Regions from separate parts of the Homo sapiens genome. Here all the other regions are linked to region 3. A link is a loop called in an ENCODE intact Hi-C map of the cell type or tissue named here. Cell type or tissue: chondrocyte. All regions are shown on one strand.

What was found. A loop is a pair of places that touch in the nucleus more often than their neighbours do. Peaks named below come from ENCODE experiments on the same cell type or tissue, not always from the same donor. Only the 100,000 strongest peaks of a DNase experiment are listed, where the experiment ranks them.
Region 1: it touches region 3 in a loop (3-fold over the local background); 3 of 110 quality-filtered maps call a loop at or near these places.
Region 2: a loop joins it to region 3, with 2.3 times the contacts of the local background. A loop is called at or near these places in 3 of 110 quality-filtered maps.

Annotation. Positions count from the first base shown.
Region 1 is chr11:130,476,227-130,478,726 of GRCh38, forward strand. ADAMTS15 (ADAM metallopeptidase with thrombospondin type 1 motif 15) reads left to right here. Exons shown (of 8, transcript NM_139055.4): 8 at 1-419. Among named protein-coding and RNA genes, the nearest start is that of ADAMTS15, 29 kb to the left of the region's middle. RefSeq lists an enhancer at 1,461-2,500. In chondrocyte, a CTCF peak has its summit at 1,499; no DNase peak of the experiment used is centred here.
Region 2 is chr11:130,846,367-130,848,866 of GRCh38, forward strand. LINC02551 (long intergenic non-protein coding RNA 2551) reads right to left here. Exons shown (of 6, transcript NR_125383.1): 4 at 497-676. Among named protein-coding and RNA genes, the nearest start is that of LINC02551, 14 kb to the right of the region's middle. In chondrocyte, no CTCF peak of the experiment used is centred here; no DNase peak of the experiment used is centred here.
Region 3 is chr11:130,674,710-130,677,209 of GRCh38, forward strand. All of the region lies in intron 1 of LINC02873 (long intergenic non-protein coding RNA 2873), which reads left to right. Among named protein-coding and RNA genes, the nearest start is that of LINC02873, 3.0 kb to the left of the region's middle. In chondrocyte, no CTCF peak of the experiment used is centred here; a DNase peak (open chromatin) is centred at 949.

The sequences.
Region 1 (2,500 bases), 200 kb before region 3:
AGAAGAGGAACGTTCTGAAAGCTCCAACAACTTCTTGAGGGGGATGGACCAATACAGCTTTGGGCTCAGGATTCCCTAGCCTCCTCTGCCCATCGCGTGCACTGATTGGAGGAGTCTGGCCCAAACACTCTCATATGAACCTCGACATGCTGGAGTGGGGTCTGGCAGGAGCTGATGACAGTTTGAGGGACTTGAGTGTCCCTAGCCTGGCAGTTGGCTCCCGGAAGCACTAGACACTGACACTCATTGGTAGACCCTCCCTCCCCGCCGTTGTGTTTGGTTCTTTTGCACTCCATGTACTGCAGAAGGATGGAAGGACCTGGGTGCTGGCTGGGCTGTGTATACTGTGTATACAAGGGAGCTGGCTGCTGAGGTGACCACAGCCTTCTCCTAATAAAGCTGTAAGTATTTAAAACCTGTGTCCTGCCTCTGTGACTGCTTCTCATTCATGCATGCATTCCTCACATCCATGGAATGCCCAGCTTCGCCAGCCACTGTGCTAGGAGCTATGGAGACAGCAGTGACCTTGACAGGCACAGTCCTGGTCCTGTGCAGCTCCCAGGTTAGCTGAGGAGGCAGAGCTCAAGTCAGCAAGCAGAGAGTTGTGGCAGATCGTGCTACAAGTGAAGGAGACACCAACTGATGCTGAGAGTGGGAGCTTGGATGTGGGCGTTTGATCGCATTTGAACTTTTTCAGAGAGAAGGAGCTGAAAAAAGAAACGAAGAAAAAAAAGCTTGGGTGTGGGAGAGAGTGATCAGGGAAAGCCCCTCAGAGGAAGGGACAACGAAACAGATTGAAGGGTGAGACAGCAGCCCTGTTAAAAGGGGACGGGCCTTGTAGCAGACAAGCAGAAGGCCCAGTCCTGGGGGCCGCTGGGGCGGGGTTTCAGGAGTGCTTGAGAGAAGCTCTGGGGCCGTGCGTGGGTGAAGGGACGAGGCACGGGAGAGGCCAGAGGGGCCCCTGTCCTGTGGGCTTCCAGTCTCCTGCCTTAGGAGGAAACCCCAAGTGTCCCGAGGGAAAGGTTCCTTCTCTTTGGAGAGAGAATGTTTCTCTCTTCCTAGTTTTGTGCTGGTCTGGAAATGTTAGCAAATATACAGGCGTGGGAGAGGTGTGACGCATTGCAAAGAACATCTAGAAACTCGTGTTGGTCGCGGGTCTGAGATCCTCTCTTGGAATCCTCATTTCCTACCTGCAAAGTGAGAAGGGTAGATTCAGTGTTCTATTAGGGCACGTTCAGCTTTAGCAGTCTGGGTTTCTAGGCCCAGTTATGGTTTAGATTTTGCTAGCTGATGGTTTGTTTTCAGTTTGGGGTTCAGAGATGAAGGGGTTTCTCCTGTTGACTTTCCAGCAGGGCAAGGCCATGGGGAATGACTTCCTCTTGAGCTGCGAGAGCTGCCCCTTCAGGCATGTGGGTGAGGGATGTGGGGAGGTTGGACAAAGTTTCAGCACTTGATAGAAGGTTCTGGAAGAAGGAAGAACTAGCCAGAAGAGGCTGCATGAGTCTATGAGCTAGCAGAAGGCCCAGAAGGGAACTGCAGGGGTCTGGGTTAATGTATAAACTGGAAGTCAGCAATTGTAAGATCTTTCTAAAATTGCTCAAAATGTTGTCATATTCCTGGGGTTATTTTTGTAATCCTTTTTGTTTTCCATTGAAGCAATTGCCAGTAAAACCTTTCTAAGGAAAAGGTCCTCTGGGCTGCTTTGGGGATCAGCAAATTAAAGAGGAAGCAGAGGAGGCTGGGTCCCAACTACAGCGGCGCCTGGAGGCTCAGGAGAGCTCCAGGTAAGGCAATGGGGTGTGTGGCGGGCAACAAGCTTGGCTGCATTTTAAAGTTTCTGGAGAAGGAAGCAGCAGTTTCCTAAATTTGCTGGCCTTTGAAGAGAGGTAGGAACGATTTGCTTTGTAATCCATCCTCTGGAGGGGAATGCGTTCTTGCCCCAGTGAGAAAAAACCTTGATAATTACAAAAAGGTGTCGACCCCTGGGTCGTGCTCTGCCTGCCCAGTGAACCCTGGCGAGCCCCCAGCAGGCTGAGCTGGCGTGGCCAAGGGCAGCGCGTGTGACCCCAAGTGTCTTTCCTTTGCTCCTTGGCTTGTCTCCAGCCCTCATGGATGAGTCAGCCCTGAAGCCTGCAATCCCAGCAACAAATCCCAGAAGAGCAGAACATCCCCCTTCATCACTGCCATGGTGTCACCCCTCAGCCCCCGGCAGCTGTGAGAAGGCAGCAGTGAAATGTTTGCTGCTCCAAAGCATGAAACTGGGGAGGGAGAGGGCAGCCAGAAACTCAGCCTTCACCTTCCCCTCCCTTCAGGCCCACCCCTTCGTGCTCAGCTGGGCAGCCCTGCCTTTGTTTTGCTCTCCTGAGCTGTGGTCAGTAACGTAAGTCACGTTCCAAGCAGTGACCAGAATGTTGTGAAGGAGGAGATAAGAGTTCCTGACCTCCCGAGGCATTCCAAAGAAGAAACAGAACTATTTGTTTCCAAAGGAGAACAATTTTAG
Region 2 (2,500 bases), 170 kb after region 3:
CCATACAACTTCTTTGCACAAAATACCCCAAGATAAGGTCAAGGAGAAGGCCTTACATTATGTCAGCCCCATTATCTGAGCTTGAGAGCCTCCCTTGGCTCCGCCCTGTCTGGGCAATGCAGTGGGAGAGGGGACTGGGCTGGGGGTGGCCAGGTGGCTGTCTAGCCTGCCTGGTCACAAAGACCCCAGTGAGTGTGAGATGAGCACATGACAGGGGCTCCGGGCAGGTCAGACTTGACGCCTCACTTGACCCCACTGACAGCCAGAGTTTGATAAAGACATGATTGAGTTGAGGATTTCTTTCTGACAGTTTAATGGATGGCTATAATTAGGGGCCTGCTCTGAGGGTGTGGAAACACATAGACCCCATTGTAGGGAGGCTAAATGCTACAAAGGTCAAGGCCAAAATATGGTATGAAAGAAGCTCAACGTTTTCCAACACACAGGAGAAGTGAGTCAGTAGTGAAACGTGTTTACTAAGCATGATCAAGCATACCCATTTCTTTTCAGTTCCTGAGCCTGATGGTTGTCATCAGTGGTGGGTCTCTGAAGCAGAGTTTCAGTCCTTGTGGCTCCAGAGACTAGCACTCTAAAGGTGGAGTTGACAGGATAAACTTCCCACCTGATCTCAGAAAGCAACTGACTTTCTTTTCTTCTCCTGGAACCATCTCCCTGACTGAAAATAAGAATGACAACAATAACTGAGACATACACATTGAATTTTAATGTTAAATTTAAACAATATTTGTCAGTTTGTTTATGCTTCATTGTCAAAATAATGATTAATGAAAGTGGCTTTAAGCCCTAGATACTTTCTGGGATGTTTTAAAAGACTTCTTCTTGGAATAAAGGAGCCATGATGTGCCAGCCATAATAAGATCCAACTAACAACGAACAAAAAAAATACAGTGAGTAATGGCAATAATGTTCTCATTAAAGGAAAATACCTCACAACTTAGACAGAAACAGAGGGAATTAGTGAAACTCCATCCATTGAGGGCTCATAGGCTGCCCTTGGAAATACTCTTACCTGGTCACAGTACTAGTGAATTCATTTCCTGGTTAAGTTGGTAAGGTAGGCATCTTGAAAGACATTCATTAATCAAAGAATCAGATAATCCCAGGGCTGAAAAGGATTTTGGAGGCCCTAGAGTGCCAAAAGGCTGACCCACCTCTGCCGTATGGATTCTGATGAACAGAAGCTCTGACTCCTTTACACTGCCTATCCCAATCTGGGTAGCTATGAGTATTAACAAACTTGTCCCGATACAGTAGTCTCCCTTATCTGCAGTTTCACTTTCTACAGTTTTAGTTACCTGTGCTTAACCGCAGTCCAGAAATAGTAAATGGCAAATCTCAGAAATACACGTAAGTTTTAAATTGCATGCCCTTCTGAATGGCATGATAAAAATCTCATGCAGTCCTACTCCATCTCACCCAGGACGTGAATCATCCCGTTGTCTGGCATGTCCATGCTGTCTGCGCTACTCACCCATGAGTCACATAGGAGCCGTCTTGGTTATTAGATTGACTGTCATTTGTTTTGCAGTGCTTGTGTTCAAGTGACCCTTATTTTACTGAACAGTGGCTCCAAAGAACAAAAGTAGTGATGCTGGCCATTTGAACATGCCTAGGAGAAGCTGGGAAGTGCTTTCGTTAAGTGAAAAGGTGAGAGCTCTTGACTTAATAACGAAAGAATAAAAATTGCAATATTAAAGTTGCTGAGATCTACAGTGAGAATGAATTTTTTTACCTGTGAAATTGTGAAGAAGAAAAAAATTCATATAGTTTTGCTGTTGCACCCCAAACTTTATCATAGATATGTATGTATAGGAAAAAAACATAGTTGGGGTTGGTACTATCCTAGGTTTCAGGCATCCACTGGGTGTCTTGGAACATATTCCCTGTGAATAAGTGGGGACTACTGCATTGAGCTAAAATCTGTTTTTTTTTTTTGTTTGTTTGTTTTTTTAACCTCCCACTAATTGGTTCCATTCTACCAACTGGGGTCACATAGAACAAGGCTAAGTCCCTGTTACATATGTTACTAGGACTGGCTATGTAATTTGCAGGGCCCAGTGCAAAATGAGAATGTGGGGCCCATGTTAAAAATTACTAAGAATTTCAAGATGGTAACAGAGCATTAAGCCAAGGGTGGAACCCTTCTAACTGCAGAGCTCTGTGTGGCTTTACAGGTAAGCAACCCAGAAAGTTGGCGGCGTAGGGAACTTTCTGTTTTGTTTCTGAATGACTGGATTTGGTACAGTGTTAATAGAAGGAAACTATTTTTCCTCCACTTTGTGTTATAACTCTTTTTCAATTCCTTCTTCCTTCCTGCAGATCCCATGGAATATTCTGGTCTTTTGCATATATTAAAAGCCCAGTTCAATATTTTATTAAACTCCAAGCTGTCAATCACTACCTTTGCCCTGGCTGGGGCTGGGAAACTTGCAGAGACTTGCTTCTTTTCTTTGTTCTCCTGGCTGATCTACCTCCCACT
Region 3 (2,500 bases):
CTCCCATTGTATTTTTGTTTTTGCAGTTGTTCCAGCACGATGTATTAAAATAACCCGGAGTTTAACCTAGCATTAGAGACCTCTGTGGATTTGCTTAGGGAGCTCCAGAACAGTTGAAGTGGCATGGAACTTTTTGTGTGTATGTGCTCGTGTGATTTGGGGATGGAAGGATGGTGGAAGTGGAGATGACTCACAGCTTTCACCAGATTCTGGAAGATGCCCTGTCTCCCAGAAGCTTAAACATCTCCACTGTAATGTAACAAGGCCTTTTTCTTCACCTCACTGAACAAAGGGAGCTACAGAGGGGAGAAAGGGATGTCAAAGACTGCGTGTGAGCTGCTTTTGAGTTCCTGGGAAGAAAACAATATGAACTTTGGGGAGTAAGCCTGTACAAACATACACAAATTATTCTTAATAATAGCATTAAAGCCAAGGCAGTAAAACTTTGTTAAATCTGATACTAGGCATCTTTCACACAGCACATAATTCAAAGCAACTCCATGGCTGTTTTAAGTTCATTCTTCTGGGCTGCTGTGTTTTAAATAGATGAACCTTACTGAGCAAGAGAGTTTAAAACCTAAGTTGAAAATGAAATTTTAATTAAGGGGATTTTGTGACTATGGCTAGAATGAGTACTCTGCATTCAGGATCTTATAGTCCCCAAATGTCAACTAGGTCTAATCACCAGAGATCACTGGCCCCCTCACTCTACTGGATTGGTCACAAGGCTCTGAAAACATGAGCTGCTTAACTCCCAGAGCTGCAAAATGTCGGTTTCCCTGGGCTAGAGCAGCAGCAGCCACTTCCCCACGAGGGTGAGGAAATTCAATATCTTCCTGATGGGAGACAGAGCCAGACTCCCACCGGCTGTTCTTTCACTCTAGCAGCTGCTTGCCCCACATTTTCCACGTTTCTGGTCAGGCCGCCCATCAGCCGACCCTTCCAAGTCACCGCTTCCTGAGAGCCCTCCAGTGTGACTCAGACCAATCCCATGGGGCTCCCTTGAGCCGTGGAAGGCGCAGAACCAGAGAGCTGGAAGGAATATTGGACACGAGCTGCTCTGAGCCCTTTCATTTCCAGAGAAGAAAATTGAAGCCCAGAGAAATAAGGCCAGTTGCCTGAGGTCACACAGTTAGAGGTAGAACTGAAACTAGATGCTGGGTTATCCTGACGTGAGGCCAACATTCTTTTTATGATAGTCGGAGTAGAAAAATGGAAAAAAGCACAAACTTAGGGCTCAGACATACCTAGGTTTGGATTCTGACTTTTTGTTCACAATCTGTGGAACTCTGTGAAAGGCACTTTACCTTTCTAAGCTTTAGTGCCCTCACTGGAAAACAGAGATAAATATGCGGCAAATATTAAGTTCCTTTTCTGGACTGGCACATGCTATTTTTGGTTCTGAGTACATAGCTGGGAATGAAACAAACCAAGCCCCTTGGCCCAAGGCATAGAACTTACATCCCAGTGTGTGAAGGATAATATCAGTGCTTCTGAGGTTATTGTAAGGATTCAAAGAGACAAAAAATGTGAATGTAAGCCCAGTTCCTGGCAGAGTAGATATCTAATAAATGGTAACAGCAATTACAATTATTACTTTATGTTCCAAATGTCAGTCTCCACAAAGAAGGCCAACTCCTGGGGTATAAGGGTTCCGTCTCAGTTTCCTTACCAGTACCCCAGTATATAGGACCCCCAGGAAGCCCTGACAATCTTTGGTGCTCAGAGTCCTGCCCTAACCTACTGTCAAACCCTTAGTTCTTGCTTCTGAATTCATCCGACAACCTATTGACTGATCTGTATGCTACCTTTATTTCTCTGCTGGGACTCCTTTGGAGAGCCTGAAAGGTGGTCTTGCTGGGATTGGAGACCCCCTGTCAGCCCACTTTGTCCTGCAGCTCGGATCATCCCAGTGGCCTGCTTAGCTCCTTTGTGCTCCCCTGGCTTCTGAGCCACAGCCATTAGATACTGGCTCTGGCCTGCCATTTGGCTCCTGACCCCTCATGTGGGGTTGGTTTTCTCTCTCCTGCCCAGCCCCAGCCCTGCCTGGCCCCTCTTGAGCTGCCAATGATTCAATTCCTCTTAATAGTCCAGCAAAAGCCCTTAGAGCTGGAAGCAGTTATACCCTGCCTTGGTCTCAACCATGGCGAAGCCCATGGTCCATTCTGAAGTAACAAGACTCACACGTAGGGAGAGAAGCCCTTGACTTCAAGGAACCACCCACTCTGTACTCTTCCCACCCTCCCCTCACATATGAAGCAGGGTGAGCCATGACTTGGGTTGATGGGTGTCATGGCAGCTTTTAGAAAGGAGAGGAAATGGGAATTTGAATGACCCATGTACACATAGCGGAATGCTGCAATCACATGCCTTTCCTCTCACTGCCAAATCTCAGTGGTGTTCTTACAAATTTTTCCTAATATATTCCTAATATATCCCCATTCAACTCCCAGGCTCTCCAAAGCAGAGGATATTGGGACTGGAAAATGAGCAATATATG